2 separate regions of the Homo sapiens genome follow, and region 2 is linked to region 1. Evidence: chromatin loops called from intact Hi-C (ENCODE). Cell type or tissue: Calu3. All regions are shown on one strand. Each heading gives the region's core, and the rest is flanking DNA. Links, peaks and the distances in the headings are about the cores only.

Evidence for each region. Peaks named below come from ENCODE experiments on the same cell type or tissue, not always from the same donor. Only the 100,000 strongest peaks of a DNase experiment are listed, where the experiment ranks them.
Region 2: it touches region 1 in a loop (2.2-fold over the local background); 1 of 110 quality-filtered maps calls a loop at or near these places.

What each region holds. Positions count from the first base shown.
Region 1 is chr11:88,501,918-88,517,777 of GRCh38, reverse strand. It overlaps GRM5 (glutamate metabotropic receptor 5), which reads left to right. Exons shown (of 10, transcript NM_001143831.3): 10 at 8,274-13,136. The coding sequence ends at 9,186. GRM5-AS1 (GRM5 antisense RNA 1) reads right to left here and starts at 13,202. Exons shown (of 6, transcript NR_049724.1): 1 at 8,839-13,202; 2 at 5,899-6,027; 3 at 5,614-5,714; 4 at 5,430-5,526. RefSeq lists a silencer at 8,416-8,525. In Calu3, for the core only: no CTCF peak of the experiment used is centred there; a DNase peak (open chromatin) is centred at 8,407.
Region 2 is chr11:88,411,339-88,427,198 of GRCh38, reverse strand. It overlaps LOC101929174 (a long non-coding RNA gene), which reads right to left. Exons shown (of 5, transcript NR_188511.1): 3 at 3,602-3,712; 4 at 2,585-2,818. Among named protein-coding and RNA genes, the nearest start is that of CTSC, 82 kb to the right of the region's middle. RefSeq lists a cis regulatory region at 5,286-5,661. In Calu3, for the core only: no CTCF peak of the experiment used is centred there; a DNase peak (open chromatin) is centred at 8,578.

The DNA of each region.
Region 1 (15,860 bases), core at 4,031-12,030:
AAATCATTTCTAATGGAAAATGCCAAGCCAAAATGGGAACCGCCTGACATGTAGTCATCAAGTCCAAACTTGTATGCTCTTGAGAGGGAAGTGAATTTTAAGGAATACTTTCTACTTTTAGTCTCACCTAAAGATATGGATAAAATTTGGGAATTGTGTCCAACTAATCTTATTGGCATATTCCCATTATGTATAATGGTAATATTGAAATGTAGACGAAAGTTACTCAGCAAAGCTGAGTGCTCTGAAAATTTAAATCAATCATTTTATCTAATCCCATGTTTAATGAGTTAGTTTGAACTGATTCTTCAACACAAATGTTATTTATTATTAATCATTTTTTAAAACTTTTTTTGCCACTGTGTCTCACATGCCTTCAAAGCACACTAAGCTTTTACACACACTGTCTTCCATTCTCCAAGAATCAGTAGCTTATCAAAAATCTTGGCTTTACCAAGATGTTTATACCTTAAGTATTTTCTACTTTTATGCACACAAGTTCTTTGAACCTCTCTAATCCTCAGTTTTGTAGTCAATTTAATAGCATGCATATGACAACACATATGCACAGATATTTTTAAAGATTAAAAGAATGTAAATGAGGGGATCAGAAACGTGTGTGTGTGTGTGTGTGTGTGTGTGTGTGTGTACAGAAGCCAATATATTACAATTGTAAGAAAAAAGTAAACATTAATCAGGAATAGCTGTATGTTTGTGTAACCAATTAATTGGGTACACAATTAATCTAGAAATATTAAGGAAATATCTTAATCTGGAAATATTAACAAAATATCTTAATCTGGAAATATTAAGGAAATATCTTAATTAACCTACCCAATTAATTTTTAAGGGTCCAGAGAAAGGAAAGATTTCTATTGTCTTTGAGGAAGCAACAAGATTGACATTAAGCAAAATAATGGTGTCCATGGTAGATTTAAATTTGTTTTAATAGTACAAAGATACAGTGCTCAGCATCCCAAGAATTCCACAGGAAATGGGACTAGAACTGACAGATATAAGGCATATGCCCATTTTATCCAATTAAAAAAAAAAACCAGGATAATCAAGAAACTTCCTTCTTAAACCAAGAGACTTCACTGACAATAAACATATTGGTGGTGAATCTGCACCCAGGATTCAAGCCTCATAACTAACATCCCCTTCGTACATCAGATTTAAGTCACAAGCTTCAGCTGAGGTGCTGTAAGACAGAAAGGAGTCTTTTGCCTAAACAGGAATTATTTTCCCAGCAACCATTCTAAACATCCTGGGACAACTTTTATCTTACAGTCCCTCAGGATTTATCTCAGCAATGTTGATGCAGAGCTTTAGAATTTATCAGGTTATTTTATGGGCAAAACCTGGGGCACTGCCATCTTGGATGCTCCACAGGGGTATGTCTTGTTAGCCCCTTGGTTCCTGTGTGTATCTTGGCACTCAGTACACAGACAATGGGAATGACTCTGGATTTAGCATCAGATTTGGGGCACTGTCCTGCCATTTACTTTGACTTGGTCGACTTAGTTAAGTTCCATAAGCCTCATTTCTCATATCTATAGTGAAGGTTAATAATACCTGTCAATATCAAACATTCAAGATCATATAGTTCACTTTATTTCACTAACACTCCTCTGCACTACTCTGCACCAGACACCATATTAAGCACAGGAGATACATGTAGCATCTGCCCTTGCAATGCTCTAGGTTTAGTGCAGGAACAGACTTGTAAATAAGTAATTAAAAAACTATCTGATAAATCCTATCCTAGACAGCTGTTATGAAGGTAAAATATGATGCCATAGGTGAAAACACCTTGTGAGCTGAAAAGTTCTATTAAAATGGAAACTATTACCATTCCAGGATTCTCCTCTTCTTTGCCACCAATCCCAATTCCATGTTTTATTCAAGGTTTAAATCAAGCTGAATTCCTCCACAAAGTCTTCCTGACTGCAGCAGCTTCTAGACACAAAACAGCTATGTCTGGCTTTGTTCTCTATTTACTAAATTATAATTGAGCTTTATAGTAATTGCTGGTAAAAATCATTTCCTGTTTTGAAAAAGAAGTACAAAAATCTAAAATTCTTGCTAATCGCTGTTAAAACATCTCAGCTAAGACCTAGAACTTAAATGTCAGGATGAAGAGTAGTTTAGTGAGATTTTTTTAAATTTATTTTTAGTTGACACTTAATAATTGTACACATTTATAGGATACGGAATGCTTCCTTACATGTATACCAAGTGTAATGACAAAATCAGGGTAATTAGCATAGCGATGACCACAAACATTTATCATTTCTTTGTGTTGTGAACATTCAAAATCCTTTATTCTAGCTTCTTGAAACTATACAACAAATTATAGTTAACTATATTCACCCTACAATGCTGCAGAACACCAGAGCTCATTCCTTGTACCTAGCTGTAATTTTGTATCACTTTACCAACTAATACCAGTTAGAGTAGTTTAGTTTTGAAGCTGAGTCCAGGTAACAGAATTGTGGATCAAAATAAATAGTTTGATTTGAGAAGGAAATATCTGTGATGACTCAACACAATTCCAATGCTTGGCATATGCTCCCGTGTCATATTCTCCTTTGTTAAGGTGCTTGCTCCTTATGAGGACTCAGGGGAAGTAGCGACTGTACTAGTACCATTAAGCACTTTAATAACCCACCGTGAATGAACATGTAGCTTCTGAAAAGGCTTCCTGTTGCTGTTAAACCAAAGACTAGTTAAGAGAGGATCGAGTGATTCTCCTCCCACCAGGAATTTATTAGGGATTAAATGCCTGGTAAGAAAGATTCTCTGGGGGAATTATTGTGGAAACATGTAACCACTGCTACTTAAGAGAGAGGTGAAAATCCACGTCACTTAGGGCTGTTGGAGGAGTTGGGATTAGACATGTAGAATTAGTTTCCTTTCCATATATGCAATACATGTATTAATTGAGATTTGCTTATCCATGCTATTTTAACATCCCCAAGCTTTAAGGCCTCGTTAATATCCACTTTATTTGCAAATCCTTCCTTGAAACTTCTTTCCTCAGTGAACAACTTTTTCTCTGAATTTTTCTAATCCTGATAAGAAAAACCCAAAGTCTTTTTTTTTCCACAGTAGTTTTCATGTCAGTACATTCCTTTCCATCCTCATTTTTGTCACACTTGTGAATACCTTAACACTGTATTCCTGTATTGAATTATAAATTCCATTGACTTTTTTGATGGTCAAACTTTTTTTTCCTCTATTAATGTTTGCTTCCTAATGATGGTGTACCATGGCAGAATACTCTAATATCTGCAGGTTTGAGCAGAGGAATAGAGAAACTGGGTGAGGTCATTGACATGACATTCAGACCCTGCTTGAAAATGAATAAATTTGCTAAGTTTCTGATATGGAAGGGAAAAACAGGAAAAATAAACCTCTGAGAATAAAGATAGAAAGTGTCATTTTGGCAGACCCAAAATGTAAACAAAAACTAATGAAACAAATAAACAAAAAACTTAATCCTCAAATAACATTATTGATATGCTGCTTTTTGTTTTTCAGAAATAAAGAGCAAATAATTATAACAGAGAGAACATTAGATGGCATCATATTATATTTTGCAAAAGGGTTAAATGGTGCCTGGAAGAGAGCAAGACGTTACTTTTGGCCCCCTCCTCAGATGTGGCAGATCATTTCATCTTGTCCCTTTCTCCTTCATTCTTCTTTCCCTCTCCTTTTCTAATGTCCAAAATATTCAGTGAGGGAAGGTGACGTGCCATAGATGGGTAAAGAAAAGTTCCCTTTCATTTTTCTTACTTCAGCCCCCAAGGACAAACATATAACATGGATGCTGAAAAAAAAATCTCAGCCTAAATAATAAATACAACATCTTAGCTCAACTGAATAGAAGGTTTAATGTTAATGAATAACCCCTTGCATTTGCAGAAGGGCTATGCTCTATAAAGTACCCTCATATGTATTATCCTTTTGTTTTTTCCCAGACATCATGCAAGGTGGGCAAGGGAGGTTTATTTCTTTTCTTTTCTTTTCTTTTTTTCCAATAAAGAAAGAAGCTCAAAGGTGGCAAGTGATTTGCTCAACATCATTCTGAGTCAGATCCTGGACTGAGAATCTGGGTCCTTTCTTTCCACTATCACTACTGCCTCGATGAGATTTCACCACTGAGCAATTTTACTAAGACAGATATGAGTTATAAAGAAGGAATTATTTTGTGATTTTCATGGCAGATATCAAGCTTTGTATTTTCATATTTAATGAAATTTTTTAAATATGTAGACATTGAGTACTATTGATTAAAGGGAGGTATATAAGAAGTAAAAGTAGATCCATAAGGCAAAATAGAGTTTCATTAACACTGAATTATTTTAAAAACTTAATTCTAACAGGAAAACAATTCAGTATAAATTTTAAAAATAAACTGCATTTTATCTACTCAATCATTGGCCCAAAAATATTACTGAGCACTACCATGTTCTAAACAATGCATGGGTACTACTGGGCATATAGGAAAGAGCAAACCCTCCATCTGTGCCTTCATAATGTCCCATCAAGCAGGTGAGATAGACATATAGCAAAGAGTTATGATATGCCTGAATGCAGGTGCCATAGGAATCTAGCCTAGCAGGGTCAGGAAAGCTTTCTTTAAGACAAGACAATTAAGGTAAAATAAAATAAGAAAAAAAGAGGATACAGTTAAGCAAAAAGGAAGAGAGGATGTAGCACAATGAGAAAGCATTTGAGGAAAAAGGTTAATTTGGAATTTAATGGGGTAGAGGTGATCACCCAAGGAGATAGTTTAGGGTGTGAAGAGGCCACGGATCATGGAACTCCAGGTCAGGTAAAAGAGAAAGAACCTGAAAGGTTTTATGGCTTACCAAATATTTTACTTTGCACTGAATTCTCTGTTCCTTAAACCAGGGTTCAAAATGGCATTGAGTATACTTTTTATTTTCTGAAATGCTGTATTCACATAAAATATAAAAACTGAACATCCTTAGACACCTTCTCTTTACCAGCTCTTTTCACCTACATTGTCTCATGTAATCTCAAAACAACCTTAACCAAATGAGACACTGTCTGCTTCTTACCGAGGCTTAAAAAGATTATTCTTTTCCAAGTATCTGGGATGGCAGATCCAGAATAAGAACCGGATTTTAGGATCTCTATTCTATTGCACCTTCCATGACACCCCACAGTGGCCCTGTTAACTTAAAAATCCTATTCATCCATCAAATGCTTATTAAGATCATGCTGAGTGTCACTGAAAAAGATAGATAAGATCTGTGTCTTCATAGAATGTACTTTCTACTAATAAACAGAATAATGTCGTGAGTAGGGAGTTTCTTTTGTTTTTTTTCTTAAGAGTTCTCATTTACTTCAGGGAAAAAAAAGCTTTCATGTTCAAAAGAATGAAATGAAGTACTCACATTTGGACTCCATTTCTCTGGGTGTCTGGTGTTTCCTGTGTCCACTTTCACGTTATTCAGATGGTCTGGTGCTCTTTCTCCCTTATGGCCATGGGCACTGTAACCAAAGGCACAGCCAGGAAAAAGATGTCAATACTTTGTACAGAATTGGTTGATTAGGATGGTTTCCTCATCACACACTCACCTAGAGGTTTTGCAACATGCTATCATGTTTTGGGGCATGGCTACAGGTGATTCCAAAGACTGTTACTGCTAACATCCAAAGTTATGTTCCATCATGTTCAACTAAAGGCATTCGAGAGAGAGAGAGAGAAACTTTTTAAAAGCTAGTGTTTGCAAAACCTCTCTGTACTAGGAGCAAGAGTGTCCCTAAGGTAAAAGTTGGTGGAATAAATCCAATTAGTCTCCTGATTTCAAGTCCATGCTTTGTATTAAAAGGGGACTTAGTGACCTGAAATAATACTTGTACCTTTCGAAACACCTGTTTCTTATCCTTCTGATAGGAGAAAGGGTGTAGTTGGCAACCATCCTCCCAATCAAATCTCGTAAATAAACTGGCCCATTTCTTCTCTGCCATGTTCCAGAAGCTAGTGGACACCTGGGAAAAAGAATTGTAATACACGTAAGTCAGGCTAATGCAAAATTGAAAAATAAATCCTGAAACTACTAGAAAGGAACACCAACTGTTTGGCAGTGCCCCCTCTGCTACTATGGATGCACAGCAACCTCCAAACCTGAAAATGGTTCATTCATCCTTTCCAGGAAGGGCAGAGTGGGGTGGAAGAAGCTCATATTCCAGGATTCTGAAGGACATGAGACTACAATATATTGGGTAGATTACATGGAAAGAAATTTCACAGGAAAGAGCGGAGAAAGAAAGACCATGAAGTAGAAAGGAACAGATAAAGAAATGGGAAGCAGTGTGGAAAGAGGCAAAAAGCATGTCATTAAAGGGGATGCAGAAATGGCAGTCTGTTACCAAGGGAGTGGGTTTCTCAGACAGAGTGGATCCTGCAGGGCCAGTCAGGCAGCCTCAAGGCTGGTGGATTCCAAATGAGGTACACGCCCCAGCCCCTCAAAGGCAAGCCAGCCCTCCAGCAAGGGGGCCCAAGGGGAGTGATGGGGATTTAGAAGAAAAGGATGGCTTTCTGCCAGAGTTTCTCAGATTGTGAAAGAATCTGAGAAACAAAGTGCTTCAGATTTACTTTGGGAGCAGAAGAACAGAATGCTTGTCAAAAGCATAGATCCTTGGAAGCCAATCCAGACAATCAGACTCTCCTGGGGTCACATCTTATATCTTTGACAAATGCCCTAGATGAGTCTTACACAGAATTTAGTTTAATAACCATAGGCTGTGATGATAAAACTGTAGTCTTCAACTTCTTTTGTAGTCAGGCTGCTCAAGGCTATCTGTTGGTCACAGCCCCTAGAACAGAGCTGTCTTGACTGAAAATAACAGACCCCCTAGTAACAGAGATCTTGGATTACTTTGTGATGGGAAACTACACCAGAATCTCTTCATATAACATTCCTGGCCAGACGCAGTGGCTCACGCCTGTAATCCCAACACTTTAGGAGGCTGAGGCAGGTTGATCACTTGAGGTCAGCAGTTCTAGAACAGTCTTACCAACATGGTGAAACCCCGTATCTACTAAAAATACAAAATTAGCTGGGCGTGGTGGCGCATGCCTACAATCCCAGCTTCTCAGGAAGCTGAGGCAGGAGATTCGCTTGAATCCCAGAGGCCGAGGGTGCAGTGAGCTGAGATGGCGCCACTGCACTTCAGCCTGGGCAACAAGAGCAAAACTCCGTCTAAAAAACAAAAAATAAAAAAAAAATCTTGAGTGTCAGGCCACATTCTCTGACCTTTGTAAAGTTTCTGAAAGAACGTCTGCAGCTTCAGAAGCTATTGTGTCAGCTTTTAGTGGTAAGGAGAGGTACTAGGGCGCTGAGGCTGAGGCACCAATCACATCTTGAGAGTGGCTTTCAGACCCCATGGTGGAAGTGCAAAGGAGAAAGAGAGAGAAAGGCCTTCAAAAAACTTGTCAGTCCCTCAATATTCACCAGGATCCTAATTTGAGATCACTCTGCTAAGTGCCGAAGGCATTATACAGCACTCTCACTCATTGAACTGTTATTCAAGTACAGAACTCAAAATACATTTGTGAGGTGAATTTCTGTGAAGTAAAGAAGCTCTCATTAGAAATGTGTGTTCATTAAATTTTTATTTTCCAGCAGGTAAGGCAGCCTAAGTAACACTATGTTCAAAATCAGGGGTTCAGACAGAAAACCCTAGTTATATATATACCAACTTCCAGAATAAAGGCGGAACTGGAACCACTGACTACCTCCTGGTAATCCCTGACTCTCTTACCCCTTCCCTCCTCTCTGATGATTGTTGGTGAGTTTGGGTCCTAGTGGTAATGTTTTCCTTCAGAGGCCACTAACTCTAGGAAGCCCCTGTCCTGTACCAGGCACTTGTGCACACAGCCGGGACACTGCAAGCCCTTGCATCTGTGTGCTGCTGCACTCACAGGTGGGCTCAGAACTCCCGCAGAATCCTAATAAACACTCCTTCATCCTGACAAGCATCCCCTTTGACACATTTTCACGATTATGATAAACTGAAGCCCTGATATAGAAAGCAGTCTTTAACTCAAAACAAGCAAAGGAAAGCCACTTCCAAGGTCTCTTTCCATGATGTCCTTTTGATGCTGTGTTTCCTGAAAGAATGAGAAAAGTCCTCCCCAGTCCGGGGCCCATGAGCAACCACCATTGGGGAAGCGGCATCCAAGCCCCCTGGGCACCTCGCTGAGTCACCTTTCCTCTCCCTTCTCTCCTCAGTTCCAATGGAAAATCCGTCACGTGGGCCCAGAATGAGAAGAGCAGCCGGGGGCAGCACCTGTGGCAGCGCCTGTCCATCCACATCAACAAGAAAGAAAACCCCAACCAAACGGCCGTCATCAAGCCCTTCCCCAAGAGCACGGAGAGCCGTGGCCTGGGCGCTGGCGCTGGCGCAGGCGGGAGCGCTGGGGGCGTGGGGGCCACGGGCGGTGCGGGCTGCGCAGGCGCCGGCCCAGGCGGGCCCGAGTCCCCAGACGCCGGCCCCAAGGCGCTGTATGATGTGGCCGAGGCTGAGGAGCACTTCCCGGCGCCCGCGCGGCCGCGCTCACCGTCGCCCATCAGCACGCTGAGCCACCGCGCGGGCTCGGCCAGCCGCACGGACGACGATGTGCCGTCGCTGCACTCGGAGCCTGTGGCGCGCAGCAGCTCCTCGCAGGGCTCCCTCATGGAGCAGATCAGCAGTGTGGTCACCCGCTTCACGGCCAACATCAGCGAGCTCAACTCCATGATGCTGTCCACCGCGGCCCCCAGCCCCGGCGTCGGCGCCCCGCTCTGCTCGTCCTACCTGATCCCCAAAGAGATCCAGTTGCCCACGACCATGACGACCTTTGCCGAAATCCAGCCTCTGCCGGCCATCGAAGTCACGGGAGGCGCGCAGCCCGCGGCAGGGGCGCAGGCGGCTGGGGACGCGGCCCGGGAGAGCCCCGCGGCCGGTCCCGAGGCTGCGGCCGCCAAGCCAGACCTGGAGGAGCTGGTGGCTCTCACCCCGCCGTCCCCCTTCAGAGACTCGGTGGACTCGGGGAGCACAACCCCCAACTCGCCAGTGTCCGAGTCGGCCCTCTGTATCCCGTCGTCTCCCAAATATGACACTCTTATCATAAGAGATTACACTCAGAGCTCCTCGTCGTTGTGAATGTCCCTGGAAAGCACGCCGGCCTGCGCGTGCGGAGCGGAGCCCCCCGTGTTCACACACACACAATGGCAAGCATAGTCGCCTGGTTACGGCCCAGGGGGAAGATGCCAAGGGCACCCCTTAATGGAAACACGAGATCAGTAGTGCTATCTCATGACAACCGACGAAGAAACCGACGACAAATCTTTTGGCAGATTTTCTTCTAGTGGCCTTAGAAAACATGGGCTTTTAAGAAACACGGCTGATATCTTTGAGGGCTGACAAGGCGTCTCTTCAAACAGTTCCATACCAAGTGCTTTGCTCTAGGGAAGCAGTGCGTGTGAAACAGCGTAACGGAGGGTGAAGAGCATAGTTAATAAGCAACTGTAAAAAGTTTTATTTGTTTACTTTAATTCTTTTCCCAGAAGAGTCTTTGATTCACCAAACATGAATGTACATTTTCTAACAAACTCAAAATCTGGGACCAAAACATCAACTTTTTTCTTTCTTTTTTCTTTCTTTTTGTTTTTTCTTTCCTGTAAAGACCTTGAAAAGCAGTAACTTGGGTCCAGTATTTACGGAGGCGTTGTGAATGTGTCCCATGCATAACACACTACTGGATAGTGAGTGCTGCGCTAATGTACTACGTAGGGCTTCTACCAGAGATTTTCCTCTCCAATTGGGTTGTGAAATACTCTTCCAAAAGCCTGCATCGGGGATTCCACCTACTTATTTCAGATTCACCTCCATTAACCAAGAAAACCAGTGGAAGATTTCTTGACTATTTCACCATGTTGCCAATCAATACTGGAGTAGCAAAAAAAATATTTTCTGGAATACTGTTTTGTAATTCCCTCACTGGGGTGCATTGTAGCTGGAAATTCTCTTTATAAAAATCATTCTTGAGCTCCAGCCTGGCTATCTCTTTCAAGAAACATGGCCACTCTTTAGGAATGCTGTTGCGTTTGCATTGCCAACTAAAATATTAAAATATGCATTGGGGCTTCTTCATTCCTTTATTTTGAGAACCTGATGCACAAAGAGCTCCTTTGTTCTTTTCGAGTCCCACCACTGGAAGAGTGGTCCATAGACCCCATGAAGACATTGTCATGATTTGAGAGACTGTTGTTGAAAGGATTAACACAATCTTAATACACTGAAAATTTTAACTGTGTCAAGTCAGCTTAGTGGAGATTTAGCTATGCCAGTGAGCAGTGATTTTAACTATTCTTGGCTGCTTAAACAGGGCAGCTATGAACTATGACAAATGTAGATTTTTCAAAGCAATACAAAATACTAAAAAAGAGGAACCTTAATGAATATTAACCACACAGTCTTTCTTAGCCATTCCAAAAAGAGGCAAAGCAATTCTTATTTTCTTTTTTAAAATAATGATTAATATGATTTTGTGCACTTCATACTGTCACTTTTTAAAACTACAGAAAAGAGATTTAGAGTATAACAGAAACAAGTGTGCTTTGATAGTCTCAAATAGGTAGAATTCATAGTTCAAGACCTGAATCCACTGTCATCTCTTTCTTCCTCCCATTGCAGCTATCCTCAGGTACCAAATGTTTTGATTTTTAAATAAGGATAGTAATAAATGGAGGAGGTGTCCTATAAATTTAAAGTTCAGTTGACCCAGCCTTATACTTAAGATAGCCTTATGAAAAATATGTGCTGTGAGGCAGAAGTATATTTTGGCAGAGAGAATAATAAATAAAACTTTTTCTTTTAGCTCAATATCCTTACTTTGGTAAGTATTTTTTTTTATTTCACATCTACTTAACAGAAAATAAACTGAGAAATAGAAGTCAGTCCATTGGCATAATTTATCATTCTTCACTTTAAAAAATTCTAATAAATATTCTGCTTGAGTTTTCTTTTCTGCTATTTGTTCTTACTTGCAACTTTAAGTCAAACCTCCCAATACAAAACATTAAAAGCTAACATTAATGTACTAAAGTATTAATTTAAAAGAAATCGAACCTCCCATGCTAGATTTGAAAATAACATCATCACAGCACCCTGATCCCAAATATTACACCGAGGCTTTTAAAATGTAAGTGAAATCTAGCTAAGTTTCATGGTTTCATTAAAAGCAAATGTCTGCCTCTATCTGAAAAACAAATGGAAATCTTTTGAGGTGTTAATACCCTTTGGATCCTCATCAAAAGGATGGCATTCACCTGAGGATTCCTATCTTGACTTCTTAGGTATTAAAAACCTTTCTTGATATGCTCTACATTTTAAAATTTGTTTTATAAAATCCTTATGTTGATTTTCATTTTATTCTCAAGTACAATACGTTTCACTCTAGACCAGTTGAAGAACATGTTTAAACTTTGTTCATGGTCAAATTCATTTTCTATTTTTTTAGTAACATATCTCTTAAAAAGCACACTACCTTATAAAAAACTTCATCAGAAATTAAATTTAATGCAAGTAAATTGCCATCTGATACTTCCACATGCTATCATAATCAACTGTAATAATAAAAATGATTTATCCAATTAGAAAAGGACAAGATATATTTTTCTCTGTATTTCTATAACTTTTGCCACTCCATTGAATACATTGTATGTTGGACATAAGATTATTAGTAATGCATTCTTGAGATCTTTTATTTTGGAATGATGCTAACTCTGTCTCTTTGCCAATTCTAATACCAGGTTCCAAGTAATAACTCTACAGTACAAAGAGAACTGAATATTCATTCTAGGGCTATAGGATATGAACTTCACAATTCATTTGGGTACATTCTCATTGAATTTCCTTCAAAACAATCTGTTCCTGGTGCCCAGTGATAATTCAGTCGGGACCAGCATGACTAAAAGGAAGGGGATATGCTAAGGCTCAGCAAAGTGACCCTAAATGAGAGATATGTCCCAGGATGGAAAGAAGAAGACGTGGTTTAACCAAGTTATACTGACTAATCTAAGCAGTCCACTCATCCTTCCATTTTGGGAAAGGAGTGGGGGCAGCCTAAGAAGAACATATCTGGATTGGGAAGAACCGTCTTTCTGGGCTAGGGATGGGGAACAGAAAGGGAGTATGGAAAGAAAAATTATAAGAGATTTGACTGAAGCAAGGAAAAAAAGCAAATCCCCAAACGTGCTAATCCTTGAAAGTAACTATCTTTCCCAAACTACTGCTGTTACCAGCAAGTGATCAGGAAGACTAGGAGCTATTTCTGACTGTAAATGAATTGTATAATAGCTCTGCTGCAGTTCTGTGACTTCCAAGCCAGGAATTAAATGCTCTTTTTAAGAATAACAAAAAACAAAAGCATTTCCTATGCTAGTCTCCCAGTAAAATGTACATGTTTTGGAGACTTCAAAGGTATTATGTGAGTTCACATTTAGCAACAGCTTATTAATAACCCTCAAGCTGTCAGAATCTCTATAGTTACCATTTACAATTTTATACTGTGAAAAAATACAGATCAGTGAAAGCATAAAGACAAGTCAGAATTCACTTTGAAGAGGGTCTGAGGCCTGGGAGAGTCTCTACTGTCTATTGAAGAATGAGGCATGTATAAAATAGTTGGTTGAATTTCACTGATCTTCCCAATGTGAACAAATATACTATGTATATTGTGTGTATTTCTAGAAATCAATGGCAGCTGCTGATGGTGTTGTAATTAGAAATCTATATAGATTATAGATGTTTTAGAAAGATGGTGCCAATCCTAAAAGATTTGTGTGGGCTAAAAGTGCTTGTACTTACTTTTTTCTGCACTTATAACTGATTTGGTTTTAAAATTGTGTGCGTGTATCTGTTCTTTCTCTGTTGTGGCAGCTTGTACTATTAAAATAATAGAGAATGTTAAATTATTTTGATGTGAACTGCAAATGATTTTTTTTCATAAAGTTTAACATTTTTATCAGCATTGTTTTGCTTTGTACTTGTATAAATATGTTTTATTTTAGCACTTCAAAATATACTTGCCTGTTTCTCAGTTGTCTAAATCATGTTGTACTTGGTGTTTGTGAAGCCAGTTACTTTTCAAAAAAATTAAAAAACCTATAATATGATTTTAAGATTATTCCCCTCAAATGTTTAGAATGTTGTCTTAATAGTGTTTTCTGAGATGAAAAGAGCCATGATACTAATTAATCTTGAATACTGGATGATCTATACATTTGAATTATGGGGTTTACAAAGTAAGCAGTGGACTGTATAGATTTAAATGAAAATATAAACCAACCACAAACCAACCAGAGATGTTGTCCCCAAACACATCTACAAACAACTGTTACATAAAGAAGTACTTAAAAAAATATATAGGAAATATGCATTGTTTATGCATCTAGACATACAAATTATAGAAATAGTTTCATAATTATATGTGTTGATAGAGGTAACATCACACAGATAAAATAGATTATTTGTGTGTGTATAGATGTGTGTTTACAAACATACATATTTATATAGACATTTGACTTTTGAGTCCATCTGCATGTGTCTCTGTGTATATGTGTGTTTGTGTGTAGATGTATGTGCATATTACATAATTTTTCCAGAAAAAAAAAAAGTTTTACTTTGACTGATTCTTGAGCAAATATACATTCCCTGGACACAAATTAGTGAAAAACTAACAGCAGAATATAAGGTAGATGCTTGATGTATGGAAGAGAAAAACAAGGTATATTTAAAAATATATTTGATTTATGCTTCTGACATTGTATTAAATGCATAATGATATATATACATATGTAGATACATATATTATACAGAATGTGTTTGATCTTAACAAAGAAAGCCATTTTATCTGTTTTGTCAGACTCTTCCCTTCAGTATCTTTTATTCTAACGTGATATGAATGGTAATATGTTCACATAAAATTGAGGATGAAGTGACATATACAAACCAGGTACAGGAAATTACCTTCTAAAAATCCAAAGAGCCTTATCAGACTCCATCAAATTATGGAAGGCCATTTAAAACCAGCGGATGCAATAGAAATAGCATTGAATTAAAAGCCAGGATCTCTTACCTGTCACCAACTGACTTTGGATAAATCACTCTGATTTCTCTACAACTTGTTCCTCTTGCTTTAAATGCAGAAGTGAGTTACAATAATCTGTGAAGTTTCTATCATTTCAACATTCCTGATAAATGCTCAATAGTAGCTATTATTAGTGTCAATGTAGTATTTAGTATACAGTTAATATTCAGCAGGAAGCTTAAATTTGTTATATCAATGTTATTTGTGGAGCTTAACAAGTTCCTGTCCAACTTAAAGCATATATCCTGGAGGAAACCTATTGAGGTTTGAACTCATATGCAACCTTGGAACTGTCTATCAAGGACAACTTAGTAAATTGATATTGAACACCACAGAGAGAATGCTTTTCCTCTGTTATAATTGCTGCTGAATGCTGGCCAAGTTTTTGGTTATGCTGTACATGAATGATCAGTTTTAGAACATAAACAATTTGCAAATATTTACTTTGTATGATAGCTAGGCAGAAAGGTAGGTAAGCACATAGATAGGCAGAATTATATTAATGAAGTTATCTCCTTAAGCAAAAGCTTGGTATTTACATTTTCTCTCACAGTATTTTAAAACTCAGAATCAGTTATTACATCTCACTCTGTTTATTACTTTTAGGTTATTATGTTAGTAAATAAGTTCTATGAAGAGAATGTTTAAACTCATCTTCTCCAGCCACTCTTAGAATCCTGAACCAAAAGTTTCCAGGAACACTTAACCTCCACTAGAATAAATGTTTTAAATTACTGTTACACCAGGACAAAGACATTTATTTTTGCCAGGACATAAGTCTCTTTGAGGTATGATCTATATACAGGATACCTATGTGATATACATATCAGACACTTTGGCTTATTTATGTATAGCTTGTATTTTTATTCATTGACATTAAAAATAAAAATTTTCATACTATCAGATTTCTATGATGAGATAGATGTTATATTTTAAATTATACAAATTCTATGTCCGTGAAAACCACATAATAAATTGTGGCTTTTCTGAACTGCTGAATAGTAATAGGTGATTCATAAAAGTTCTTAGAGTCTTAAAAGTTTGAAAAATGTAGTAATTCCAAATTAAATGGCTATCTTCACTTCGGAAGTTACCAATTTATAGTATTCTTTTTTTTTTTTTTTGAGACGGAGTCTCGCTTTGTAGCCCAGGCTGGAGTGCAGTGGCGTGCAGTGGCGCGATCTCGGCTCACTGCAAGCTCCGCCTCCCGGGTTCACACCATTCTCCCTCCTCAGCCTCCCAAGAAGCTGGGACTATAGGCGCCCACCACATCGCCGGCTAATTTTTTGTATTTTTAGTAGAGACGGGGTTTCACCATTCGCAGGATGGTCTCGATCTACTGACCTTGTGATCCGCCCGCCTCGGCCTCCCAAAGTGCTGGGATTACAGGCGTGAGCCACCGTGCCCGGCCCAATTTATAGTATTCTAATATCCATTAACTTTGCTAATGAAGCTGTCTCCTCAGAGTAGAGTTTCATGAAAAGAATTTTGGAAATGCTATGATATAAAAGTTATAATTTATACACACTTTTTCTTTTAGTTTTCAAAATTCATTGCCATTTCCATGATGATCTCCTTAGGCCTTTAGAGAAGTAAACACAGATTGATAGAGTTATAACATTGTCTTCAGGAGCCATTTTACTGAACCATTGGAAGTCTTGCTCAATTTTATTATTTGTTCTCT
Region 2 (15,860 bases), core at 3,686-11,685, 90 kb after region 1:
CTATAAACAATAATGATGGTGATGGTGATCTGATGGCTTTGTCAAAGGTCAAGAAAGTTCCAGGACTGTTGAGTTAGAAATAGCGTGTCACGTTGTTTGGGTCATTCACAGCTGACAGATGGGCAAACCACAAGCAAAGGAAATGAAAAAGACATCTGCTGGGCAATTCTGTAAAAGACAGGATCAATTTTTTGTGGGATAAAGGATTCTTACAATTTTGGACACCGCACTAAGAAAAAAGGAATGCAAAGTAACAAATAAATTGTATGAAAAGTGTTTAGAAAATGAAGAAAAGAAATGGGAAAAATTTACAAATATAAAAGTGCTGATGGATACCACAAACATCACAAAATTCAGAAAAATAACAATATTCGTATTAATAGCTACTATCTTCTTTTCCATTACGTACTCCCAATTGTAGATGCTATAGGGCACTTTTATATATAGCAGAATAACTCTGGCCCTGCAGGTTCACATTATGATACTAAGTAAACTTCATGGCGAGCAGTTAGGAATAGAACTGACATTGCCATACTTAACAATTACTTAGCTATTTACAAAAAGACTGCAAAGCACATAAACTCTCACTAAACCCAAATAAAATGTACTCCCATTTCAATTTCCCCTTTTCTATATCCTAAAGTTGCCACAGGCTACTCTAATGCCCCTTTATAGGAGGCAGAGTATGCCAAGGGGTTGCAGTGGAAAGGGGCAACAGACGGAAATGATGTGGTTTAAATGTATTACAATTGTATATTTTACAAAGGCATAGAAGCAAGTTGATGATGATTCTGGAAGAGGACCTGGAAGGAGCCCCAGAAGGTGATGAGCCCTGAGGCTTAAGATTCATCAGCTTTATAGTAAATCCAACCAATGTACTAGGTGTACGTATTGAGGAACTTGACTATAAAAATTCAGTAAATGTTTTGAGAACCTGTACTAGACAAATTGGGGGGATTTATGATGCACATGGTATGGAGGAAGGGAACCTATTTATTTATATTTTCATCTTAGGATTTTTATCTATGTGAATATATTACCTGTTCAAAAAAATAAGTAAATATTTTTAAATAGAAATTTTAAAAGAAACCAGTGAGACATGGTTCCTATTCCCAGCTTTGATAAGCTTTCTCAAATTATGCAGGGGTGAAAGAAGAAAAAATAACTGAGAGGTTCAAGAACCCTCAGGAATGAACCAAGATATATAAGAATACCTATGAGAATATCTATATCTATGAGAATATCTATGAGACTATTGGAGCTTCAATTCAGACTTAATTCTGAGCAGGAAGGGAAGAAGAATGAAACCACATAGAGTAGAAGGGTATGCAGGCGGAGCCATTGTGACATTAGAAGTCTGGTGCAGTCACAAAAGTTCATTTATAAACTCTCGTGCAGAATGAGGGTCAAGCCATCTCAGATGTTAAGTAGGAATTCAGAAACTGGAAGGCCAGGCAAGGCACAATTGAATGGGCTGGACCAAACTGACCAGAGGAGGAAGTCTGCCTTTAAGCAAACTCTCACATGCCCCTGTTTACCACACAGTCACTAAACAAGCCAAGTGGTCCATTACTTGTCTTGTCTAGGAGGTAGCCTCACACCATAGATGTGTGCAAAGCTTCCTCCCTTAGCCCTTTATGAGCCCCTGACCTACACTTATGTGAACATAATAAAATAATTGTCATTTTAAGCCACTACAGTTGGGCAATTTGTTACACGGAACTGTAGCCAGAATACTATTCTTCGTCCATTTATTTTTGAAGCAAGATACTAAGAATGTTGAGTATAAATTATTTTGAATCAAGTTAGAACATTTTTGTTCAAAGGTCTGGAGGAATTCCCTCAGTGTGTTATGACATGTTGTTAGATGAGTAGATAGATAAGTAACACAACCCTCAGAGAGTAGCAGTTGCTGTAACCTCCAAGAAGCAGAGTGTGTGCCAGTCCTCCTGTACAACTGCATTCGAATCATGCTGAGCTCCCAAGGCCTCTGCAGCCTTGCTGTGCCCTTTTACCTCTAACCTATGTGTGTGCTATCCCTTTTGCCAGGAAGTGCGCTTTCTCCTTTCTCCTACAGCTTCTCGCGTGCTATTTCCTTTCTACTACCTTTCATTCCTTCGATCACTTCCGTCCTCTCATCACCACCTTCTTCTTTATCTAAATCTACTTGGCACCACTTCCTCTAGCAAACATTCTGTATCCAACTCCATACAGGGTAAGTGAGCTTAGCTTCTCTAATTTTACAGCCCCCTGCTTTTCTCTTTGTGAGCAATCACCACCTGCAGGTTAACTGCCTATCTGCATAACTCTTTCACAAAATTGTAAAATCCCTGAGGATAGGGAAAAAGGCTATTTTATTGTGGTACCACCAATGCTCTAACATGCACCTAGAATTTAGCTCATAGTGTGTGCTCAATATTTATGGACCAAAAGGATAAATGAAGTATAACGTGTCCTTTAATACTGCAAGGATTCACTTCAGTGACCTTTTACCCCAGTTTTTGTTAGTATGCATTATGGACTAAATATTTGTGTGTCCCTCTCCCCGTCACCCCACTACAAATTCACATGTTGAAATCCTAACCTTCAATGCAATGGTGTTGAAAGGTATGGCTTTTGAGAGATAATTAGATTATGAGGGGAAACCTCCTTAAATGGGGTTAGCACCCTTATAAAAAAAAGACTCCAGAGAGTTCTCTTGCTCTCTTTCTACCATTGGAATATACAATAAGAAGTCAGCAGTCTGCAAACAGGAAGAGGGTCCTCTCCAGAACCTGATCATGCTGGCACTCTGTTGTTGGATTTCCAGCCTCCAGAGCTGTGAAAAATAAATTTTTATTGTTTAAACAATATAGTTGGTAGCATCTTATTATAACACCCCAAGCTAAGACAGTGTATATTGGCCAAATGGGACTGAACCTTTTTTCCATTCTCAGAGAAGAGGAGGAACCATTCTGTGAACCAATACCAAGACGTGGGCCAGTGAAAGCCATTGGATAATCTCTATATTGACCTGGTTCCTAATATTCTATGACCAACTATGATGGGCCAGTAATAAAGTGATACCCCCAATTCTGTTGGAAGTAGTATAACTTCAGAAGGAACTGCCCACACTCTCTTTCAGGCTTTTCAATTAAGCCTGGGCCAGTGTGGGCCATGCCCTGCCCATCTCCACAATTTAGACCTTCAGGTGGCTGTGGTAAAGGAGAAGGTCTGGCCTACAAAAGCATGGTCATGCTGACCCTGACTGAGGCTAGGCAAGGCTGCTCAGAAGCATGGGAAGGATGCAATCCTTAGTCAAATTACCTGGCCCAATTTTTGCTCTGCAACATATTTCCCATGAACGGGTAAAGCTGTACTCATTGATTGCTATGGTCTGAATATTTGTGTCCTCTCCAAATTCACAGGTTGAAACTTAGTCGCCAATGTAATGGTGTTGGGAGGTGGGACATTTTGGAGGTGATTAAGTCATAAGGGTAGAGCCCTAGGGAATGGGATTTTTTCCCTTATAAAAGAGGCCCAATTGAGCTCTTTCACTTCTTCCATCATCTGAGGTCACCACTAAAAGGCATCATCTATGAACCAGGAAATGGGTCCTTACCAGGCACCAACTCTGCTGCTACCTTGATCGTGAACTTCCTAGCTTCTAGAACGATGAGAAATCAATTTCCGTTGCTTCTAAGGTACCCAGTTTATTATATTTTGTTATAGCCTGAAAACAGAGGAAAAAATTGATAAAATGAAGAAAATGGTAATAGCCACATCACTAGAATGTTCTTGAGATAAATTAGCTGATAAATGGGTAAAATGTAAAGACTTAACGAGGTATGGATAAGACATGGTAAAAACATCAGTAAAGGATGAAGGACATCATCTCTATTAATACAGCAAATAAGTGGCTCAGCCATTTACCCATGTCCTTGAGCAAGTCACTTTATCATCTTTGCACCTTTCTGCTCAAATGCAAAATTGAAGTAAAAGTTGTATCTACCTACATATGTTAATAAATGTAAAATGCTTAACCCAGAACCTAGCATGCACTAAATTCTCCTTAAAGATTAATGAAACACTAGTATGTATTCTTAAACGCCCTTTGAAAGTTTAGGAAGGTTTTGTTTGTTTGTAAGAATTAAAGGAGGCTTCATGATGAAGGAGGTATGTTGTCTGTGTTTTGTTTTGTTTTAATTTATTTTATTTATTTATTTATTTATTTATTGTTTGAGACAGCCTCACTCTGTTGTCCAGGCTGCAGTCCAGTGGTGCGATATCGGCTCACTGCAACTTCCGCCTCCCGGGTTCAAGTGATTCTCCTGCCTCAGCCTCCCAAGTAGTTGGGATTACAGGAGTGCACCACCACGCGCAGCTAATTTTTGTATTTTTAGTAGAGACGGGTTTCACCATGTTGGCCATGCTGGTCTTAAACTCATGGCTTCAAGTTATCCATCCGACTTGGCCTCCCAAAGTGTTAGGATTACAGGCGTGAGCCACCATGCCTGGCCTGTTGTCTTTGTTTTAAAAAGTAGGTAGCATTTGGACATAGAAAGACAAGGAGAAAAATCTAGGGAATTTTTTCTAACCTAGAGAATTAAACAGGTACATTTTGCCGGCCGGCACTATGGCATATGGTAGGCAAGAAGCAGTAGGGGTGGAAAGAAGAGAGAGGTAATCTGGAGACTTCTAGTCAGTCCAACCCTTGGCATTTCACAGACTGGAACCCATAGAGTCAATATAGAAACTGAACCAGACCCTTTATTCTGGAGGAATTTCCAGTAGATAATTAAAATTCAGTTTTTACTGCTTGGTCTAGTCTGTTAAAAAAAAAAAAAAAGGAAAAAGTCAATTTTAAAATTGTTCATCAAATTATCTGCTCTGTTTTTTACAATTAGAAAGATACTTACCTTTCCTAAGTCAAGGTCTTACACACAGACACACACACACACACACACACACACACACAATTTTACCTAGTAATTAATACAGAAATCCTATCCCACCTTTTTGACTTTTCTACTCCACCCACATCCCCTAACCCAGGACAATTTCAGCCACTACAAACAAAAAAACTAGCTGATAGAAGTGTAACCCAAACAAATTATTAACAACAACAGCAACAACAATAACATAAATGTTTATTGCATATCCCAATAGGCTTAACCAGCATTAAAATGATAAAGAAAACCTCATTCTGTCTCATCGTCAACTGTTCTACTCTAAAAAAATCTGTTAAAGGTAAGAAATATTTTTTAGAAAGTCAATAAACAAAAAGAAAAAAAAAAAAGTCCCCTGGAGAGTATTAGAGTGTTTACCACTGGGAGAGAGCTGCCCTCTGAAGAATAAAGCCAAATTACTGGCTTTTCTGAGCCTCACTGATGGGGGGAGAGAGGAAGAATTAAGACAGCTGTTCTTGTCTTAGTTGGAGAAGCTGCGAAGAGGAAACTGTGGGTGGTATGTCTGCTGAGTAAGACTTCTCAGAAAAGTGGTTCCTCCAGTTTTCAGGTTCCTGGAGGCCCATGACAGGCTACTTCCTAGCACTCATTCTGAAGACTTTGGGGTCAAGAGCAGCCCTGGCCCCCTATCCCTACTACCTACTGCTATCTCATATTTCCTGTGCTTTGGGGCTTTTCACCTAATAAATAACTGTCCTTTGAGTAAAAACACACCCTCCCAAATGCCAAATATATTTTAGTAATGAACTAGTGCAGGAATGGCCCTTTGAAACTTAGAACAGGCCTCACTGAAAAATAGTACATTCTTGTGACTTTAACCTAGGGTCTTCTATGCTAGTTCAGCTTAAATCCTCTGTTATCTCATTATGGAAAACTCACTTTTGTAGGGTTCCTCTAATTTTCTGCAAAAGCTTCAAATATTTGTTGTTTTAAGTCCTCCTTGTCCATAGAGTCTGACTATGAAAATGGAAAGAATCTTATTTTTAAGGTAGTCTAGCCCCTTAGACTAGTCCAGATTTGACTTCTCCAAGCAACATAATTCAGAGAGCTCTTCAAATAAATGATGCTATGATCCTATCTGGGCATCACCCCAGGAGGCAAGTGTCAGAGGTGCCTCAGACTTCTGGACGCAGGCTCTTTGCACTTACTGCAAAGCCTTACTGTCTCCAGAACACTTCCTTTCTGTTTTCCCTCTCCATCTTGTATTAGGATTCTCTTACCCGTACCGACATCCCATCTCCTTCATGTCTATCAAATCTTGCTAGCAGGAAGGCTGAGATCAATCACATATGGCTCAGTTTGAATTTGAATCCCTACACTCACTGTAACGAAGGAGAAGATTTGCTCTTGACTTGGAGAATTTTAGATTCTTCTTATTTATATGACCAAGAAGAGAAGTTTAAGGGAAGCCTCAAAATTATACCACAAAAACATTTGCTCACTTAGCCCAAACATAAGGCAGATATTGAATATGGTGAAACATGGGCTGGAAAGAGTTGCAAAATTCACTCCCCCCTATGCCCTGGGTCCCTCCTCAGCAGGGACAGCCAAGTTGTTTCCGGCTGACAGCAAACCAGTCCTGATATCCTGTTCTCATGACACACTCAGGCCCTTCACTGTTTCTGTTCATTCCTGACTATCTTTATACCAGTTGGAAATCCTGCTGCCGCAGAAACTAAAAATGACTCAAAAGCACTCCCTCTCTTTCTTCCAAAATTGTGTTTCTGCACAGCCTGTTCTGTGACCATCACATGACTCCACATTTGCTCATCTGTTCTTATCTGCCATCAAGTCCTGCAGGTCTTTCTCTGGAATCCTGTCCCCAACTCATTGCTCTTTCTCGTCTCTCCACAGCCTGGTTCTGAGACAGAGGGCAGCAATTTCTCATCCCAAATGCCTCGTCTGGGCTTGCAGAAGTTAGTCCAAAGACAGATTGTGAAATCTTCATTGTCAGTTCTTGGCCTTCCCATCCCCTTTGAGACTCTTCTTCCAGTGGGAAAATTACGCAGGCACGATATGTACGCATACAAGTATTCTTTTATGTGAGTTTTGGTGTTACTAATTTAGCCACACAGTATGACCTAAGCAGCATAGGAATTAAGCCTTAAATATTTCCTAATCATCTGTAAAATATTTTTCTCCATTCCCAATATATTGTCTTAGTTCAGGCCTTCATCATCTATTTTTTTTTTTTTACCTGAAACTGGTTTCCTGAGGAGTCTCCGTGCTTCTCACCTGCCTCTAACCTCTTCTTTCCCCATATGTCACACTACTACCACTGTAATCTACCAAAAATGCAAGTATGACTGTTAGTGAATCCCCTGATTAAATGTCTTAGCATCTGTAGGACAGAATTTAAGATGCCTAGCATGATATTCCCGATTTCCTCGGGAGTTGTCTCCTGCTCTACCCCAAGCTGCGCTTCAGGTGACAGGAACTATATACACATGATAGTGTTTCTTGTCCACTCCATGCTGAGCCTCTACTTCTCCTGGGTCCTCCTCCTAGAATGGCATTCTGTAGGTTCTTTCCTGCAAAATTTCTGTTCATCTCTACTCTGGCATCATTTAATTCTGAAAAAAAAATTTTTTTACATAGACCCATAATGTCCTACATGTAATTCCTTTATAGTATTTGCTATTTCATATTTTTATTAAAATGTTTTCAGTTATTTTTCTATTCATAAAGTGTATTTATAGCAGGCAATTTGAAAAATACAGAAAAATATGAAAAAAGACAAAGGAAATTATTCAGAGAGAAATGTACTAACATTTTGAGGTATATTTTCCAATGTTTGTTTCTATGTATATAGTCACACTTTTCTCTATCTTCTCTTTCACACAACACACCTATATAAACACAAATGTAGGTATGCAAAATCTTATATATTTTGTAACTACTTTTATATTTTACTTAAAAATATGAGTGTTGTTATAGCCTTAAGTGTTCAGAGTAAGCTCTTTGAAGAACAAGAAGTGTGTGTGCGTGTATGTGTGTGTGTAGATATGTGCGTGAGAGAATGTGTAAACAAATACATAAAAACATCCAGCTGAGTGAATAGTATATAATAGACTCTAAATAATTATTCATTGAACTAATTTATTAACAACAATGAAAGAGACATGGGAGAAAGAAAGAACATGAGATAAGCTGGAACACATGCAAGGTAAAGAGATGAAGAGAAGACAGCCCACCATTTGGAAAGCATTTATGACTTTTAAAGTTTTTATGTACTCTGTAGTTGATGCTCACAATAGCCTTCTATTTTCTTTTATTTTATTTTTAATAGAGACAGGGTATTACTGTGTTGCCGAGGCTGGTCTTGAGCTTCTGGGTTTAAGTAATTCTCCTGCCTTAGCATCCCAAACTGCTGGGATTACAGGCATAAGCCACCACGCCTAGCCACAATAGCTTTCTGAAGTAGCTATAGCAATTATTTGCAAATCAGGAAAGTGAAACTCAGAGAGGTTAAGTGACCTGCCCTAGGTTGTTCACTTTATAAGTGGCAGAACTAGTTTTTTGAATTCATAAACTATGTATTTACATTACTTTACACAGCTTCTGGGGGAAAAAGGGCAGCAACATGATCCCTACCAAGGTCTGGGAGCCTGAAGGGGTATTCACACTGCCTGGCATGGTGCCTGGCACAGAGTGCTAAAACAGTGATTGTTGAGCACAACTAAAAAGCAAACGAGAGAAAGAACAAACAGTAGACAATAGTGAGTATACAGGGTAAGGCACCGCAATCCACTTTTCTCCATCCTCACCATGCTTGTTTGATCTGAAAAAGCCTCCTAAATGATCTGCCTCCTGCCATTCAACACCCTTTTCATCTATCTTCCATAAACACAAATTGATCATGACAAATGATGTATTGGTTCCCTTTGCTCTTGGGAAAACATTCAGAATATTCTCCTAGCTTAAAAGGTTCTTCAGGAAGGAACACTTTTTTTCCATCTTGATTTCTCATTTTTCTTTCTCTTGTACATGCCACTCAGGCATATTCAACACCACTAAATCCCTGAAAGTGCTGAAACATTCTTTTCCCTGCTATTCCTGGATTACTGTTATTTTGATAATTTTTTTTTTTACTAGTTGTTATTAGTTTTCTATTGCTGTGTAACAAATTACTGTGCTGTAAAAATGTAGCACTTTTAAAAAGCACAAATTTATCTCACTATTTCTATAGGTTAGAAATCTGGCACAGTGTGGTTGGTTTATCTTTTCAGGGTCTCATTAGGCTAAAATCCAGGTAGTATCCAGGGCTGCAGCTCTCATCTGGGACGTATGGTCTTCTTCCACACTCACTGGGTATTGGCAGAATTCAGTGCCTCATGGTTGTGGGACTGTGGTCCCTATTTCCTTGCTGCATGGTCCTCTTTCTCTTCAAGCCAACAATGGTGCCTTGGTAATCCTTGTGCTTTGACTCTGATTTCTGCTTCTGCCTTCTGTTTTAAGGATTCATGTGATTACATTAGGCCCATCTGGATAATCAAAGATACTCTCACCATTTTAAGGTCAATTGCTTTGTAACATTACATCTACAAAATCTTTTTGCCATTTAATATAACCTATTCATGGATATAAACACCAGAGAGTGAAGTCCATGGGGAGCCAACATTCTGCCTATCACAATTATAGCATCAAATTTGGCTGAGGGGCCCTTCTTATAAGATTCATGCTCATTTATTTCTCTGCCTCCATTTCTAGAGTATAAGCTTCATGATGTCAGTGACTATGTCTACTGCACAAACCTGATGTGTTGCAGCTGGCTTGTCCTTGCTAAGAAGTGCTTATTATTAAATTTTCAGGAATTTTTCCATCTGTTTGTTAAACATAGCTATTATTTTAAAAAACAAATTATATTCTCAAAACATAATAAATGCTCTAATTCATTTCCTGTTTATTGTCATAGTGTTTACTACGATTTATTCTCTTGAAGTTATTTTCCCCGATTCAATCCTTATGGTGGAAATACTATCTATTGAGGGACTACCGCACATCTTTTCAACTTCCTGTTCAGTGCCATTATTCGGTTGGTGCAAAAGTAATTGCAGTTTTTGCCATTACAATACATTATGCTGGTAGCTTGAAATTGACAATAGTGGATGTATTGATACCAAATAAATCAGCAACACTAGTTGACATCTTTTTTTTTTTTCCAGGTGGAGTCTGGCTCTGTCTCCCAGGCTGGAGTGCAGTGGCGCGATCTGGGCTCACTGCAAACTCCGCGTCCCTGGTTCACGCCATTCTCCTGCCTCAGCCTCCCGAGTAGCTGGGACTACAGGCGCCCGCCACCACGCCCGGATAATTTTTTGTACTTTTAGTAGAAACGGAGTTTCACCATGTTAGCCAGGATGGTCTTGATCTCCTGACCTTGTGATCCGCCCACCTCGGCCTCCCAAAGTGCTGGGATTACAGGCGTGAGCCATCGCGCCCGGCCTAGTTGACATCTTGATGTATTGTTTATTTGATTGTTTAGACTTGAGAAAATGATAGTAAAAATGTTAACAGCACAGATTAAGCTTAAAGCAGGTCATGTCTATAGCCATTACACAAAAATTTAAAGAAATATTATTCTTCCGGTATCTAAAACCTATGATTCAGCAAAGAAGCAGCTCATGATATTGACAAACAAAGGAAGTTACAACTTACCACCTAATTTTACTTTAATCTTATTAATACAAAAGAATCAAGTAATATTCTTATATGAACTATATTCATTCATCAGATACAACCATAGCTTGGCTAAAAATACAATAGTTTAGCAAAAAATAAAATAAAAAATTTCTGTGGAAACAAAATGGCTATATTACATTTAAAATAAAGAGTAAATTGTACACTATACATTCTTTACATTAATGTTTTATATTAAAAAGTATACATTTATGTATGTGTGCATAAACATACATTTTTACACCATCATGAAACATTTACCAGCCCACCACTGAATGCATTGAATATACTCCTAGAGCTCATCACAATGCCTAGCACATATGGCGTGCTCAGTAAATGTTTGTTTAATGAATGAACGGATAGAAGCCATGGTCTACATGATTGACCAGAGAACACAGGCTGAGTGGAAAGGGAATAGAGGCCAGAAAAGAAGCAACAGTTTGGGGAAGTTGGGAGGATTCCAAGAACTAGAGGTCAGTTGAGAATTTCTATAAGATTCTACAGAAGTTATAAAGTAGGAGACCAAAAAATAATTAAAGGAGCTGTGACAAGACAAAGCATCTCAGGGGTTAGAGAAAGCTAGGGACTAACCATGTGCAAGGCCCTGCACTGTTAGTCCACTTTAAGTTAATCTTTTATATACTCACAAAACCTTCATTTATCCTCATTTTATAGGCAAAGAAACTAGGTAATTAAAGTTAATCAACTGGCCCAGACTCATTCAGCTAGTAGAGGGTAGAGGCCAGAGTGTTCTAAACCCAAAGCCTGCACTCTTGAGGGCTACACCAAATGGAAGTGGGAACAAGGCTGTGAGGAGTTGTAATTCAAGAGCTTACTACTCACAGTGTGTTCTGAGGAACAGAAGAGGGGATTTTTGTTAGAACGTTGATTCTCAAGCCCTACCCCAGATCTACTGAATCAAATCTGTGTTTTTTTTTTCTGTCTTTTACAAGATATACTGGAAATGCCTATGCACCTTGACACTTGAAAACCACTAGTTTAGGAGGCAATTGTATCAGCAGGTAACCACATTGCAGATGGTCATTAAAGTCAAAGAAATCAAGAAGTACTATCAGGTATATTGTAAGATTGAACTTGCCCAAGTAAAGTGAGGGTGCTCCTTCTAGCATGTGGCATATTAAAATCACCTAGAGACCTTCGTAAAATGCCAAGGCATTAGTAATTTTAAAGTGATTCCAATATATAACCAAGGTTGAGAACTTATCAGGAGCATCACATTAGTCATGCCGTTCCTCTCAGATGTGAACAGTAGCCCCTACTTATCAAAACAAACAACGAAGCAAATGTCCGTGGATCTGACTTGAGAGGCTGAAGCATCTCCTCCCCAGGATATAATTACTCTTCAGCCTCACAGTGGTTTTTCTAGCCTTGCTCTTTACACAATAGCCCTGCCTTCCAACCCCAGAAACAGACTGGCTTATAGGATTTCACATTTCATGTGCCTCTCACCTGGCACACCCTTTTTTCTCCTTGCCACCAGACCACATCCTTTCCTTCCTCCAGCCCACATTTATTTCTAGACCTAAAATGATTTCTTAATGTCAACCTTTTATTCTGCTTACATGGCATCATACCCCTCACCAGGATTAAACTGTACCAAAGATACCTGGAAACAAATTGTACAAAATAAACAGAATTTTATGGAGGCTACACAGTTCTATTTGTTCAAATCAAGTATTATCCTTTTTAAAAAAATGCCACTAAAGCTAGTTTCCTCTATCTGGATCCTCTGCTGTGCAGTAACAATACAAGGCCCACAAAAGAGGGCTGAGTTCCTTCCCACATGCACTGCTTTTTCTCCAGTAATAGACTGCATTTTGGATGACTGCCAGGCAACAATAGTTGACTCGTGCTGGCCAGCTCTCAACATAGGTCTCCGAAGAAGCTGGGGAACAGGGCAAATTGACGCTTCTAGTTTTCTCTCAATAATCCCTCCCCAGGGTTCAGGTTCACATGTGGACTTCTGTTACCAACCTTGTTTGATCTCTTTAAAGAGGTCCCTTGCCTCCATTTGGGTGACATGAAGTCTCCATAAGAACAGCAATAGGAATACTTAAGATCTTCTTGTCACATGATAAACAGACTGATTAGATCTTCTGGTTTAGTGACTTCCTCTTCACTCTCACCAGCTACTGAAAGTGTGGCCGGTCGCTTTGATTGGGGATATAACTGATTCTTTGAACTTTGCTCCATTCTTAACAGTATTCCAATACTGTAATTAGATAGTGGGCTGTATAGACTGAAAAATGGTTTTGCTAAGTGTAATGGGAATTGTTTCCAGGTTACCCTTTCATCATAAGAATTCACTAAGGCATGCAAACCAATTTCATTTATTTCTTCTTCTGTTTCTCAGAAAAGGGCCTTTTTTAGCAGGGTGGTGGTGGGGAGGATGGTGATAGCTTATAGAAATTCCAGAAAACAAGGGATGGAGATGAAAGATGTTTAAAACAAGCAAACCAAAACCGTCTCTAAGAAGGAAGTCAAACAAAATTCTTTTTGATATTTGAAAATCTTTAGTTTTGATTTACGCCCAGACTTGTACTCTGTTACTTAAAATTCCCTGTATTTAGGTTATAACTTCTAGGAGCATAGATACTCATCTTCATTCATTGATTCATGCATACATACATTTAATCATTAATTCATTCATTTATTCAGTAACATTTACTGGATATTTGATAGAAACAAAGGGTTCAGGATAAACAAAAATAAGACATGTTCCCCAACCTCAAGTAGCTCAGAATCTAAAGGAGCAGAAAATTTCTAAATTGTCCAAAACTTATACAGGTGCTAAAATGTAAATCTCTAGAAAATACAGTGGGAACCCAGCAAATACCATGATCGACTCTGTAGGGGCAGCAGTAGCAGGGTGGAACTTTTTTCTTAGTAAAGAAAGAAGAAAATTCCAGAAAAGAAAAAAAAAAGCTTCAGAACCAATTTTCTATAATCAAAATAGAGGTGCTCAGATTTTGTCTAGTGCTATATTTTATATGAAACTCATGTGTCAATTGGGGTAAGGCTTCCAATTAAGCTAAGGCTACTCAGAACCCCCAGGCCATAGTCGAAGCTTTTTCTAAGAGTTCTATGAATCTCTGGAGGATCTGGGTTTCTATTGTTACTTCTAGTTCTGAGCTCCTGCTCCCATAAATCAGTTCTATTTATGAATTATTTTATCTTCCTTGAATGTTGCCCCTGACTTACACCACTTTCACTCATATATGGACTTTCAGGTTTTTTCCTTGATCTTAAAAAATATCAACAATATCATGCAGGTATGGTGCTTGTAACTGTAACATCAGTGTAGAGAGCAAAGAACCGAATCCCTGTGTGAACCAATCCTCTATTTGAAACAATCCACAGCTTGTCTTTTGTCCACCCAGGCACACTGGTGTCATGGGCTCTTTCTTCATCTCAGTGGCTTCTCTCTTTCTCTTCCCTATGATCTTTTTTAAAGTGGACTTCCAGGATTGCTCCTAGCAATTCCAAGTGCTTTTCATGCCATGCTGAGTAATGCAGTTCTCACCAGCTCCAATCCCAAAAGTCAGCTCAAAGGACATTTTTGCTTATTCAAAATCCTCTGGTGTTTAAATAATCCTTGGATGGTACTTTTGTTCCCAGAAGAAATGCTTCTGCTATGAACAGACACTTCTCAAAAGAAGACAACCATGCGGCCAACAAACATATGAAAAAAAGCTCATCATCACTAGTCATTAGAAAAATGCAAATGAAAACCACAATGAGATGCCATCTCATGTCAATTAGAATGATGATTATTAAAAAGTCAGGAAACAACAGATGCTGGCAAGGATGTGGAGAAATAGGAACGCTTTTATACTGGTGATGGGAGTGTAAATTAGTTTAACCATTGTGGAAGACATTGTGATGATTCCTCAAAGATCTAGATACCATTTGACCCAGCAATCCCATTACTGGGTATATAACCAAAGGATTATAAATCATTCTATTATAAAGACACATGCACAGGTATGTTTATTGCAGTACTATTTACAATAGGAAAGACTTGGAACCAACCCAAATGCCCATCAATAATAGATTGGATAAAAAAAATTGGCACATATACACCATAGAATACTATGCAGCCATAAAAAAGAATGAGTTCATGTCCTTTGCAGGGACATAGAGGAAGCTGGAAGCCATCATTCTCAGCAAACTAACACAGGAACAGAAAATCAAACTCCACATGTTCTCACTCATAAATGCGAGTTGAACAATGAGAACACATGGGCACAGGGAGGGGAGCATCACACACTGGGGCCTGTTGGAGGGTGAGGGACAAGGGGAGGGAGAGCATTAGGACAAATACCTAATGCATGCGGGGCTGAAAACCTAGATGACTGGTTGATAGGTGGAGCAAACCACCATGGCATATGTACACCTACGTAAAAAACCTGCACATTCTACACATGTATCCCAGAACTTAAAGTAAAAAAAAAAAAAAAAAAAAAGAAAGAAAGGATGCTTCTAATACAATCTACTTTTCTTAAAAAGTGCTTATCAATTTCCTCCAAGCAACATTACAACCAATACTCTTCATATTTGAGGATGACGTTACTATTCATCAAAACCCACTTTTGGCCGGGTGCAGTGGCTCATGCCTGTAATCCCAGTACTTTGGGAGTCCGAGGCGGGTGGATCACAAGGTCAAGAGATCGAGACCATCCTGGCCAACATGGTGAAATCCCGTCTCTGCTAAAAATACAAAAATTAGCCGGGTGTGGTGGCGGGTGCCTGTAATCTCAGCTGCTTGGGAGGCTGAGGCAGGAGAATGGCATGAGCCCAGGAGGCGGAGGTTGCAGTGAGCCGAGATCATGCCACTGCACTCCAGCCTGGTGACAGAGCAAGACTCCGTCTAAAAAAAAGAAAAAGAAAGGAAAAGAAAAGAAAAAAAACACACTTTCTTTTCTTCCTGCTTTTGTTCTGGTATTCTTTGGAGATGGTTTGCAAGAAATCCACTTCCATTACTGTAGAGCTATGCCTCACTTTGAACTCTAAACACTGTTAGTCTGACCACAGTTTTGTTAAATCTGGATGTCTTAAGCCTCTAAAAACCCCAAACACCCCAGGAACAAGTATTACTCACCAATTATGGTATTAAAAATGAGCCACTGTCTCTGAGTTCACTTACTTGTTCTATAAACATTAATCATGCACCATGCATTAAGTTAAGCTTTGTTCTGCTCTAGAAGAGCTCAGAGT